Linked DNA regions of Homo sapiens: region 2 is linked to region 1. A link is a contact called in ENCODE Hi-C or POLR2A ChIA-PET data. All regions are on one chromosome and are shown on one strand. Each heading gives the region's core, a stretch centred on a gene start or an enhancer-like site at or near the end of the contact. The rest is flanking DNA. Distances are from core to core; before and after follow the strand shown.

Region 1 (6,215 bases), core at 1,128-3,627:
AGACAAATAGCACCCGGTTTGGCCTCCACAGCTGTTTGTGCTGTCAACTAGGCAGCACTTTGCAAGATGGGTTAACAGATTTAGGACTAAATCTCTAAAGGGGCCTCCATCTGGTCTCCTGTTTCTCCTGTTTTAGGGCTCAGGGTTTTTATACCAGTAATTGCCCTTGGACATCAAGTGGCCCATTAAATGGCTAGATTTACCACCGCTGAACTGGAGCTTCATTCAAACAAATGTTCCCCCCAATAAGCAACCTGTCAGTTGTGACCTCAAGTGGCTGCTGGTTCCATAATAATCCAACTAACAGTCCAGTTAATCAGTTATAGAAAAATCTCCCAACATCCCCTCTCTTCCCCTCTCTATAACTGTTGGGGTTCTAGATGTTTAAAATAAAGTCTTTTGCATAGGGTGTGGCTCAAAAACAAGCAAGATTTCTATTTGAATTACCCCTGTTAGAGAGAGCTCTTTGGGGGGACCCTGGAAGATAACAAAATCATGTAATTGTTATTCCCAGTCATCCAGGCCAAGGGTAAGGCTACCGAAGGGGCTCCGTGGGTTTGAGGATTTTTTGACCCCAGTCCTTCCTTTGCAGCCATGTGAACTACCTTTTTGATTATTAAGAACACAGAGTGACCTAGAAAAAGCTGCAGGTTTCATGGAAATGAAAGATCCACAAACAAACACAGCTGGTTTCGGCTTTGATGCTGATAAACAAAGCGAGGCAGAGCAGAACCGCAGAACGAAAATCAAAAAACCAGACTGAAATAAAGTAAAGAAAATCCTTTCTTCCCTTAGCCTGCAGCCACAGGAGGGAAGGCTCCAGGAAGCTCTGGAAAGGGCAGCGTTTGAGAGCAGGGCTTCCTGGAGAAGAGCCTGGGAGCCCCGGGGGCTTCCTCCTGGTTCACACAGAGGCCCCCATAGGCCTGACTTGGAGGCACACTGGTGCACCTGAGGTGACTGGCGGGGTGGGGAGGGAGTGGGGACTGCAGAGGGTTGGGGAAAGGACCACGGAGAAACCAAGAGGGGGTTGTATTTTCCCAAAGAGAGGTGGCCCTCGGACTGTGAGTCTTTGCCTTCACTTTCAATGCCAACTTCAAACCACCTTAGGCCAGCACAAAGGCAGATCCCAGCCATGATGCTTAGAAAATCCTATTCATAACTCCCATATTACTTTGGGAAAATAGTTTAGTGTAACTTTATATTAGTCTATTTGACTATGATAGCAGAAATGCCACTATGACTGAAAGCATCTTACCGGATATTTCCCCATTCTAAATTCACAAACATAAGAACGCAATCTAAACTAGTCATCGAGTTGGTGACCTATTTAGCCATTATTAATTTCTTTTGATAAGAACATTTAAAATAACTGTCATTTCCAACTGTTCTTTTAAAGAAGAATCATATTTTTAAAACTAGCCTTTTAACTTAAAAATCTAATGATCCAAACATTTTCACATTTGTGACATAACACAAAGCTCCTTAACCCCCTCTCCTCTTACCGTAGGAAAGAAAATGCAAATGCCTTGAAAGGAGTATTTATATCATCTTATTATTCTTTCTCTGCATGAGGCAATTTAATTTCATTTATTAAAAATTTTTATTCTGAAATATTTCAAATATGGAGAACAAAATTGAAAACAAAATTTAAAACACTTATGTAGCCACCATCCAGTAAAATCAATCTCAACATTTTGCCATATTTTCCTCAAAATTTTTTTCTATGAACAAAAAAGAAATATAATTGAAATCTTCCTCCCACTCATCCCTGTTTTCATTCTATTCCCTCCCCTAGTCCTGAAGTAAACACTAAACTGAAGTTAGGGAACATACATTTAATGCTGTTGTACTCTATGTATTCATTCACTAATAAATGTAGTACAAATTTGCAAGTTTTAAAATTTTAAACAAATGTTATCATACTGCATGTATCATTATATAACTTGCCCCTTCCCCTTCCTCTCCTTCCTTCCTTTTTCTTTTCTTTCTTTCTTTCTTTCGTTTTGCTCTTGTTGCCCAGGCTGAAGTGCAATGGCACGATCTCGGCTCACTGCAACCTCTGCCTCTCAGGTTCAAGCGATTCTCCTGCCTCAGCCTCCCGAGTACCTGAGATTACAAGCACACATCACCATGCTTGGCTAATTTTGTATTTTTAGTGTCACTGCACCCAGCCTGCTTCTTTCATCCAACATTATGTTTTTGCAATTTATCTATGTTAATGTAGGTGCATTAATGCAGAGTGCATTTTCATGCTGTGAAATATCCTATTGCATAAACATACCAGAACGTCTATCAATGAATATTTGTATTGTATCCTTTTTTGTTTTGCAATTACAAAGCTTTAATAACCCTAATGGCACATATCTTCTTGTGCCTCACCCAAGCATTTCCCTAGGGTATACACTTAAAGGTCATATTGCTATGTCATAGTGAATGTTTAATTTAAACTTGCCTACTTACTGCAGAATTACTCTCCAAAGTGGTTGTGAAATCCACACCAGTAGAGTGAGGGCAATGCACTTTCTGTGCCGTGTAGAGTATTTTCTGCCTTGCCTGCTGAGCTGGTGATAATACTATTCAGCGGTTTTTGTGTGCCAAACCTTGGACTAAGCTATTCACATGTACTATCCCACTTAATCCTAGTAATGACCTTTTAAACCAGGCCTTATCAAACCCATTTCACAGCCAGGGGTAAGAGGCTTGGAGAAGGGAAGCCACTTACACAGGGTCAACCTGACAGCCAGTGGTGGGATGGTAATGGTAACCAGCTGTGGCAGAGCTCTTAAAAAATAAATATCATTGCCTATTGCCTTCCAAACGCAAAACAGCCTTTTTCATTGACCAGACACATGAGTTGAAGCCATAAGTAAAATAAAGTTATCCAAGTGCCTAAAAATTGGGTATACATCCCTAGGCTGAACCCAGAGCCTGCCTCCTTCCTCCCAACTTGTGGCTAGTGCAAACATCAGGGTCGTTTCCTGGTTGGATTTCCCCAAGAAACCAGCTGAAGGCTCCCAGCTGGGTGGCATCAAGGGCAGGCATGCTGGCTTTCAGAGCCCAGAAGTAATGATGTTCACAGTCCCCAACCCCTCCTTCCAGCCCCAACCCCTCCTTCCAACCAGGGCCTCCCCACTGTCAATCAGGGTGATGTGGAGTGCATCAGTTACACGAGCCATTTGGAGCATTTTTCCAAGAGAAGGAACAACATCATAAAGCGTCGGCAACTGAATCAGAACAAAGGGATCCTAAAGACAACTTTCCACTTAGGCCCCGGTAAGCCGAAGGAATGTTAAAAAGACACACGAACCTTAGAAGTGAAAGCAGAGAGTGAGAGGGAAATCCCCCTCGGCCTGATGAATCAATTCCAGAAAAACCCTCTCACCTGTGCCCCATCCATCAGCACCACAGTCAGAAGATGGGAAACATTGGCTCTCACTCTTAGCACCTCTGTGTTAGTTACCTAACCTCTGAGTGTGATCGAAGAAAACTGATCCCGAGACAGAGACCAGAAAACCCTGACTCAGGATTACAGCACATCACAAAAGTGGGGCTCCCCCTTCCTTCCCACAAAGGGATCCAGAGATGCTGATAAGATGGCGCTTGACTGGATCTGGGCTCCAATGCTTCAGTTTTTAGTTTGAGTTCAAGTTCACACCAGCTACAGCAATCCTGCACACTGGCTACACCAGCCTGCCTCGAGTGTGTGGGAACACTCGAGGAAGGCCGATAATCATGGCTTGGGGCATTTCGGAGGACCATTTTGGGGGTAACCATATTCCAATACAGAGGGAGGGTAGGGCAAGCATTAAACACAGGCTTTGGAGTCAGCCGGACCTGAGTTTGAATTCACTTATTAGCTGTGTAACGTGGGCAAGTGACTAACTTGAGACTCAGTTTCCTTGGCTATAGAGGAGGTAAGGCTGGATGCAGTGGCTCACACCTGTCATCCTAGCGCTTTGGGAGGCCAAGGCAGGAGGATTGCTTGAGCCAGGAGTTTGAGACCAGCCTGGGCAACACAGTGAAACCCAGTCACTACCAAAAAAAAAAAAAAAAAAAGAGAGAGAGAGAAGGAGGTAAAATCATCAACTTCAGCTGGCTATTCTAAGGATTTTAAAAACCATGTGCTTAGAGCACTCAGCCCAGTGGTTGGTGCGCAAACGAGCAGCTTACTGTGATGGTGACTCTGTGAGAATTGGAAAAAGGCACCCTTCTTCAAGACACGTGACGGTCATTTGGCAGAAATAATTCCGCACATCTACCATGACTACACGGGGAATGTTGCCTGCTGGAGCTGTGCAGTGGACAACTTGCATAACCATGAGTACTGGCCTTGCACATAGTAAATACTCAATAAATGGTAACTGATATTCTATTAGTAAGGATAAAAACCACCACCACCTGAGGCCTCCATGAGGAGTCCTTGGGGTGGCACTGGATTCCTGAAGGAGCTTATACGTGAATTCCCAGCCTCCAGGAAAAGCAGAACTCGTGGACAGAGGCATGGGAGGGGCAGTGAGGGGAGGGCAGGAAGAGTTGTCAGGCAAAAGTCCCAGCAGGAGACAGGGCTCATGATTCTCAGGTCAAGCCCAAGAGGCAAGCCTCATTAGTCAGGGGCAAGGTGAAGTTCTGACTTCCACCAGGAAGGCATTTGGAGCTCAGCTGACCTCCCAGGGCTGCACTGAGGAGCACATGGGGGCAAAAATGTGTGTGAAAGAGAAGGCCCTGTGCAGCACACTGAAGGATTATTACTGCCTTTCACTCCCCAGTGTCCCATCCATGAAAACCTTCTCCTCCCTGCAGCCTTCAAAAGTCTCACATTCTCAAAAAAAACCTTTTAAAAAATCATGTATATTCTTTTATAAAAAACTAATTATAAAAATAAGACAATACATTTTTTTGAAGGTGGCAACGTCACTCAAAAAAATAAACCAAGGATACAAGTGGGCAATTGTAGGATAACGATGGCCAATGAACAAATGAAAATAAGCGAAATCTAAGTGAAGTAAAAAGTAAAAAGCGTGAGATCGTGCCCTGTGTGGCACATTGGGAAAAACATAAAGACTGATGATATCCAAATTTGGCGAGGTTATAGGGAAACAGGAGCTCTCTCATCCCGTTGGTGGGTGCATAAGGTGCTTTCAAACATCATAGAAACAAATTTGGAAGTCTTCATTAACATCTAAAAAGAGCACATCCTCTGACTCAGAAGTTGTCCTTCTGGGAATTGATTCTGCAGAAATAAAAGCACCAGAATGTACAGTGAAACATAAATGATGTTCACTGCAGCCTTCTTAAAAAATACTGGAATCAACCTAATGCCCATCAAAAGGACATAACTGAATAAATATGATTTTTCCATAGAATGGATGCTGCATTAGAGACCAGAGGTAAAACTACACGAACTGACCTGAAAGGAGGAACTTGATACAGTATCAAGCCAACTGCAATGATCCAACAATGAAAATTGCCCACCACAATTCTGTAAAAATTGCATATGCACTTATGCATGTAAATGTGGATGTGTGTTTTAAACTCAGGAAAACATTGGGAAAGACATATACCAAATTGTCCACAATGGTAGCATCTGGTGTTGTAATCAAACTGCCAAGACAGGTTGTGGAGGACATTAATGTCCTCTTTTATAGCTCTATAACATTTTTTTTTCTTTGAGACAGAGTCTTGCTCTCTTGCCCAGGCTGGAGTGCAATGGTGCTATCTCAGCTCACTGCTGCCTCTGCCTCCCGGGTTCAAGCGATTCTCATGCCTCAGCTTCCTGAGTAGCTGGGATTATATGCACCCGCCACCACGTCCAGCTAATTTTTGTATTTTTAGTAGAGATGGGGTTTCACCACGTTGGCCAGGCTGGTCTCGAACTCCTGACCTCGTGGTCCACCCACCTTGGCCTCCCAAAGTGCTAGGATTACAGGTGTGAGCCACCGTGCCCAGCCATATCTCCATAACTTTAAGGGGTAGAATTATGGTTGATTTTCACTTGTGTCTTTTAGCTTTTTTTTTTTTTTTAAACAAATTTTGAAAGCATATGCTTGTTGTAGAGCAGCTGGGAAATCGTGAGAAGTGTTTTTCTCATTTTTGTCTTTTGTCTCTTCTCTTAGGATTGCCTTCTGTCACGTAAAACCTCATGTCTCCACCTTTGTGGGACCCAGCACTGTGACTGGGAAGTGAAGTCTGGGGTACAGCAAGCATAGAGAATCCTT
Region 2 (6,607 bases), core at 1,795-4,294, 72 kb after region 1:
GGGATTAACAAGCATGAGCCACCATTCCTGGTGGAGAATGCACTTTACATGGTAGCTATGCCATCACCCAGGCCTGGCCTTGAGTCCGGGAGGCTCTGAAACCTTCCTTGTCAGGCCACAGAAGAAGTACATCTCCAAAAAGGCAGCCTCCAGAGTAGCCAGCTCCTGTCTCCTTAGCATTACAAAATAGAGACCTTGTGATTATCTTATAAGGAGAACTCTGAAAGATGTATAGACCAAAAGATTCATTAGCTTCTGACCAACTCAGTCTCTTCTTGTAGGAAGTCACAGGGGAAACCAAGTTAGACTCCGAAGGCCAGCTGAATTTACAATGATATGAAACTATCACTGCAGAACCTGGAATGTCCAACTGTGGCAAGCACAGTCCCCTTCCCATAGACACGGCCTCTAGGGAAGAAGAGGCCTAGAAATAATTTTAAAAGAGAGTAGAAGGGGTCACGATGAAGAGAAGAATGGCATCCTCAAAACTAGGGATGTTGGTTGAAGTAGTCATGTAAGGGCATCAGGCTAAGAGGCCCTGGGGAACTATTCCACAGCAGGATGGTGGCTTTGATGGAAAGAGTGACTGCTGGATTCCTGGCCCCACCTTCCCTCTCATCTCCCCCTAGAGATGGCCTGGCCACTGGGAAGCTCCGTGGCTATGACACCCATCTCCTGGATAGTGGTATGAAGGGCATCCCCAAGATCCTCCTCTTTCACTCCCCCGCTTTTGCCTCCATGGTTGGCTGACACCTCTCCTGACATACCCTTTTTCATTTTGTTTTTTTTTTTGCTGTCAATACATTCAGGCAGCTAGATCTAGCCTGGCTGGCTGGAAGCTGTCCTGGCTCTGTAAGGCAACTTGGCAGATCTCTACTCCGATCTATTCCATTTTGCTTTCTTGGGTGTACAGTCTTATTTCCCTTACTTCCAAGTCCTTGAGATGGGAGGAAGTAACCTCTTTTGCCTGCCAGTGTGTAGACGATAACTCACATCCTCTGTCACTATTATTACTATATTAGACATATTTCTTTTTTTCTTTCTTTTTTGAGACAGGGTCTCACTCTGTCGCCTAGGCTGGAATGCAGTGGCATGATCTCAACTCACTGGAATCTCTGCTTCCTGGGCTCAGGTAATTCTCCCACCTCAGCCTCCTAAGTAGCTGGGACTACAAGCACACACCACCATGCCCGGCTAATTTTTGTATTTTTTGAAAATAGAGAGAGGATTTTGCCATGTTTCCCAGGCTGGCCTTCAACTCCTAGGCTCAAGCAATCCTCCCACCTTGGCCTCGCAAAGTGTTGGGATTACAGGTGTAAGCCACCGCACCCACCCCTGGATGTATTTCTTAACTTCTCTGGTCTAGGTTTCTTTCCCTGTAAAGTGTAGATAACAATTTTTAATTAAAGGATGTGCTCAAAGGGTGAAATGAAATAATGTGTGTAAAGTGCTGAGGAGTGTCTGAAATGTCTAATAAATGGAATAATAACAATACTGGCAATGGCTGTGATTGTAGCACACCTCCTGTGCTCCCTGGAGCTCTGAGGTATAGCTCCCACCGTGGATCTTAACAAATGCTTGCTAAATTGACTTGAGCCAGGACTCAATAAGGGATGCAATTTCTATTCATCTGGCCTCAAACTGACTTATGGAAAAAGGCATTTATTAGTTCTTGTAACTAAATCATTCAGGACTAGTCTGGCTTTGGGCACAGGTGAATTCGGGATCTTAAATGATGTCTTCAGGGATCTGTCTCTGCCTCTCTCTCCATCATTCTTGTCTACTTTCCTTTTCCTTCTGACTTCATTTTCAGGTAGGGTTCTCTTCTCACTATGGCCCTGTCGCTCCCGGTACCCCAAATTTCATCACTCCAGCTTCTATTTCCATAGAGTAAACAGTTCTTTTTCCAAGCAATCTTAACTCAAAATTTCAGAACTGAGACTCATTGGTCTAGTTTGATTATGTGCCCATTTCTGAACCAATCACTGTGGCCTAAGGGATAGCTCCCTCTGAGTGACCAAGTCTAGGGAAAGTGAACTCTGATTGGCTGGCTTGAGTCATGTGCCCATATTGACATAGTGCTGGGTGAAGGGTAACTGTCCCAGAACTGCAAAAACTGAAAGGAATTCCCCAGAGAAACTTGGCCCCTGGTATCAAAAGATAGGGAGACAGACACTGGGCAGACCAAAGCAATGGATGGCTGTACACCATTAGCAGGCATTAAATGCATTTTGCACACTTGCTCATGAATATCTCCCTCTCCCTGTTGCAGAGCCACATAATCAGAAGACTGAAGGACCATTGCTGTGCAAGTGAATCTGAGTAGTTCTGACTTGCCAGCCTGTGACAGGGAAATAGCAGCCACAGATGTTTAACTAAGCAAGTACTACCAGGCCCCAGGCCCACAAGCTCTTCCCCAAGCCCAGTCCCAGCTGACAGGCAGGCGTGACAGGACATGTCAAGGCCAAGAGTCAGGACACCTGTCAAGATGTCACAGTGCCTCAGGACACGTGGGTTGGGCAGGTGACAGCTGCAGTGAACCTTCCCGAGGCCCACAGAGCAACCTGCATCTGCCACCTTCAACAGGCAAGGCATCTTTCTTCTCAGAAAACAAGGAAAGCAAGCAAGCATTTGAAACTGTATATCCTTTCCTGTTTCATTAAGGGGTTGGGCTTTGTTTTCCTGAAAGCTTTTGTTCTTCTGTCAGCATATTCAAAACAACCAAAAGGCGTTACCTGCTCTGAAATCCCTGAGATGCCTATCCTCAGAGGTGCTTTTGGCTGTCTTATGCAGCAGAAGGAAGATTTGCTTCCTAGCTGATTCTCCAGTCCTCAGGACATTCACAAATGGCAAATTATAAGCCCGTGTTGCCTCTGCTGACTGCAACTTGGGCCTGTCAGCCCAGAATAATATTTGCATGATGATTTGGCCAAATCAGGCCTGGCTGTCTGTCATCCTGGGCTCCCTTCTCTCCCTCCACCAGACGAACAAACCCCGTGGCCCCTCCTCCTCAGATAGCTCTGGAATCCCGCTGCTTTTCCCCATCCCTGATCTCCCCACCCTTCCTTTCTACCCCCTACCACCTCTCTCAGGTCCCAATAGTCTCTGTGCTCCACTCACTCCCCTCCATCAATTCTTGGCTCTTCCACCAGAGGGGTCCTTCTAAAGCACCCACATCCGTCCATGCCACTGCTCAGCCTTTTCTTTCAATGGTTTCCAAGTCCCCTTATAATTAAGTTCAATCTCTTCAAAAAACTAGCAGAAAGGCTTTCTGACCTCAGTCTCAACCGATAGCCTGTTTGCCTCCTATACTCCAGATGTATTTATGGACATAGGTAGGCTCCCAGATCAGATCTACATCATGACATCCCCTGGGGCTGGGCTATTCTCCTCTGCCGCCTCTGTACCTGGCCAACTCCTACTTATCCGTGAGGCCACAGCTCAAGGGTCACTACTTCTGGCTTCTGAATCTCGGTATGGCGTCTCTCCCATATTTGCTCTAGGCATCTAGTGCCTCCTCCACTACAGCACTTATTATACTATCCTGAAATTGCTTGCTTTTCTGTGCTTCCTTCATTAGCCTGGAGTAATGGAGCCTGGAAGATCTATGAGTATGGAACTCACCTTATTCATTACTGCATCATTAGCTTCTCATGCAAACCCCATCACATTATGGAAGCTCAGTTCATATTTGTTAAATGTCTGAACAATGTGAATGTTCATACTCAGACTTTCCATTGGCTGAATTTGAGGTCACAATTTCTGTACATGCAACTGAGAGCAAATTGGCACATCAACCCGCACCCCCACCTCCAGATAAAATGTAAGCAATAGCATTTGTTCCACCTGATATTCCTTTTGGCTCCTGATCTTTATGTCCAAGTTATAAAAATGTCTCCATCACAACTTCCACCCCTGGAATTGAGTGCCTGGTGCAGGGAAGGGGCACAATCTTTGACACAATCTAGAGCAAGTGAGACCTCCAAGGATTTGAAGAGAAATGTAAGAGTGTGCTCTGAGCTTTGGCTTGCAGAACCTGGGGGGTGGGGCGGGGGTGGCGTGGGAGTCTCCTATTTCCTTGACCATCCAAATTTGATTTTTTTTCTCCTTGCTCAGCACCTAGTGGTGTAGTATTCCAAGGGCATTAAAACAAGGTTAAAGGGCTTTATGTGATGAAAGGCATTCTTAGTTGTGAGTGTTTAGCAGGAGTTTAAATATCAGCAATTTTGTATATGGAAACATATTAGCTTCATATTTAATTGGGGTCGTGGTGCACTGTGAAGTACAGCACTTATGTGCACAGACTTGGGTATGATGTCCCACAGACATGGGTTTGAGTCCCAGCCCTGCCATTAATAAGCCATGTGACACCTGCCCAGGTAGCTAACCTCTGTGAGCCTCAATCAGGTCCCTCACCTATAAAACAGGGATAATAACAATAAAAGCATAAATCCTTGTAGGGCTGTTGTGAAGAACAAGGTAAGAAATGCACATAAAGTACCGTGCACAGCACCTAAAATGAGGTAAGCACCTAGAAAATGCAAGCTGGTCTTCTTCATATTATAACATTGGGCCCTTACCCTGCTCCAGTTGCTAGAAAGTAAAAAATGCACCAGCTTGTCCTGTGGGCCAAGTCTCACACACAGATGTTGGTTCAACTCGTCTGTGCATTAGTTTTCTACTGCTATCCTAACACATTACCACACACTTAGTGACTTTAAAAAATATCTATTTATTATCTCACAGTTCCGTAGGTCAGAATTTTGGCACAACACGGCTCAGTTCATTCTCTGCTGAGTTTCATGAGGCCAAAATCACCAGGTGTCAACAGGGCTGCAATCTTTTTTGCAGCTCTGAGGCTGAATTTACTTTCCAGCTCATTCAGGTCACTGGCAGAATTCAGCTCCGTCTGGTTGTGGGACTTTCCTGGCTGGCAGTTGGCTAAGCATCATTCTCAGCTTCTAGAGGCCACCTGCAATCCCTGGCTCATAGCCCCTTTCCTTTTATCACAGCCTCGTCTCTCCTCTCCTCCCCCTTGGGACCTCTCTGCCTCTTCTGCTGCCTAATCTCTCCCCTTCCCTCTTCCACTGCACCACTCTGACTCTTAGACTTTCTTTCTCGACTTTTAAGGGCTAATGTCATGACATTGGGTCCGTTTACATAATCCAGGATACTCTCTCTATTTTAAGATAAGCTGCAAAGTCCCTTCGTCCAGTACCTGGTTAGTGTTTGAATAAAGCATGGGCATCTTGGAAAGGCATCTTTAGATTCTGCCTATCACATCTTATTTGCTGCATTTTAAAATCTGAAACAAAACACATCTCAACACAGCACAGTCATTACGTGTTTAGTTTGGGCTATTTGTGGAGTTGGCTTAGCTGAGAAGAAAAACGTGAAAAGGTTATTTAAAAAAAAAAAGTGGGCCCACCTCCTTTCCTGGGAGACTAATGCTTTGTTAAATATGGACTTTTCAATCCATTTATCAGGGAAATTCCCTTAGATTTTCCCTTTTTCACTTTCTGTTTAATAAAGTCCATACCATTTTAGGGTATTTAAGAATTTAAATATTGCAAAGCTAAGGTTTTTATATATGAAGCTGAACTCCAGATTTCAAACTGTCAGCCAGCAGGGTCTGAACAGGGAGGACTCTTGGGGGCAATCCTGCATTAACACAAACAGGACAGCGTGGGCTGGGAAACTCAAGACTCAGATTGGAATGTATTTGCCAATTGGCAACCAATCCTGTTCTTATCAGCTTATCAGATTTATTTCATGTAGAAAATTAAAATTCTGGGTCTCTATTGTGCAGAAATACTTGCACATACGCCCAAAGGCATATACACAAAATTATTTACTGCAGTCTTGTTTGTGATAGCAAAACATGGCAAACTATCTAAATGCCCATTAACTGTGAGTGGCTAAAATAAACCTTGGCAGGGGAATTCCATGAAATACTTCTGTCGCTATTAGAAAATAAGGTAGGTCTATATATATTGAAACGGAAAGTTTACCAAGACATACTGTTAAGTGAAAAATGCAAATCACAGAAGAAGCTGAATAATATAATCTAATTTGTGTTAAATGAATTATGTGTGCATTATTTGTAAATGCAGACAAAGGACATATCTACCAATTAATTGGGGTCTATTGCTTCTGGGGAGAAGTGTAGAGTTGGGGGACAGAGTGAAGGAGACATTCAGGTTTTAAGTTGTCTACTTCAATATAGCTTAAATATTTTATAATGAGAATTGAGTCATGAATGTAGATTATTTTAAAGAATTGGGTGAAAAATACCATGTTAGACATATTACTAAGGGTAGGGGCATATAGGTTATCTATCAATGGGACTTGAAATATGATGTTATTTGATGTTTCAGAAATTAAGGCCGGCCAAACAGCTAAAATGACTAACCTCTGAGCAATTCAGCTTAAATTCCATGCTTATTCATTGCTACAGTAGAGCCAAGTCCTGATGAGACATGCTGAATGAGAGAGGGCTATTTAACTTCTAGTTTCTGGATGGCTGTGACCTTCCACAGACCTCGCACATAGAAGGTACTCAATAAATACTTGAATAATAAAACAAATGGCACTATTAAATTTGGGA

Evidence for each region. A loop is a pair of places that touch in the nucleus more often than their neighbours do. ChIA-PET counts read pairs that join two places held with the same protein, here RNA polymerase II (POLR2A). Pooled maps may share reads with other maps.
Region 2: a loop to region 1 is called in a pooled map, with 2.4 times the contacts of the local background. The contact joins the promoter of ERC2-IT1 here to the enhancer-like site in region 1. A Hi-C loop is called at or near these places in 2 of 168 maps with a recorded cell type or tissue (Right ventricle myocardium inferior and endothelial cell of hepatic sinusoid) and 2 of 50 pooled maps. POLR2A ChIA-PET finds 5 or more read pairs at or near these places in 4 of 52 experiments (A549, H1, HEK293 and 1 more).

What each region holds. Positions count from the first base shown.
Region 1 is chr3:55,585,179-55,591,393 of GRCh38, forward strand. The region is part of intron 17 of ERC2 (ELKS/RAB6-interacting/CAST family member 2); the gene reads right to left. Among named protein-coding and RNA genes, the nearest start is that of ERC2-AS1, 19 kb to the right of the region's middle. Within about 2 kb of position 2,378, at least 2 of the 41 ENCODE cell types and tissues checked have a DNase peak (open chromatin) inside an H3K27ac peak, as active enhancers do.
Region 2 is chr3:55,656,425-55,663,031 of GRCh38, forward strand. It overlaps ERC2-IT1 (ERC2 intronic transcript 1), which reads right to left and starts at 3,045. Exons shown (of 1, transcript NR_024615.1): 1 at 782-3,045. All of the region lies in intron 17 of ERC2 (ELKS/RAB6-interacting/CAST family member 2), which reads right to left. RefSeq lists enhancers at 2,200-2,399, 2,440-2,559.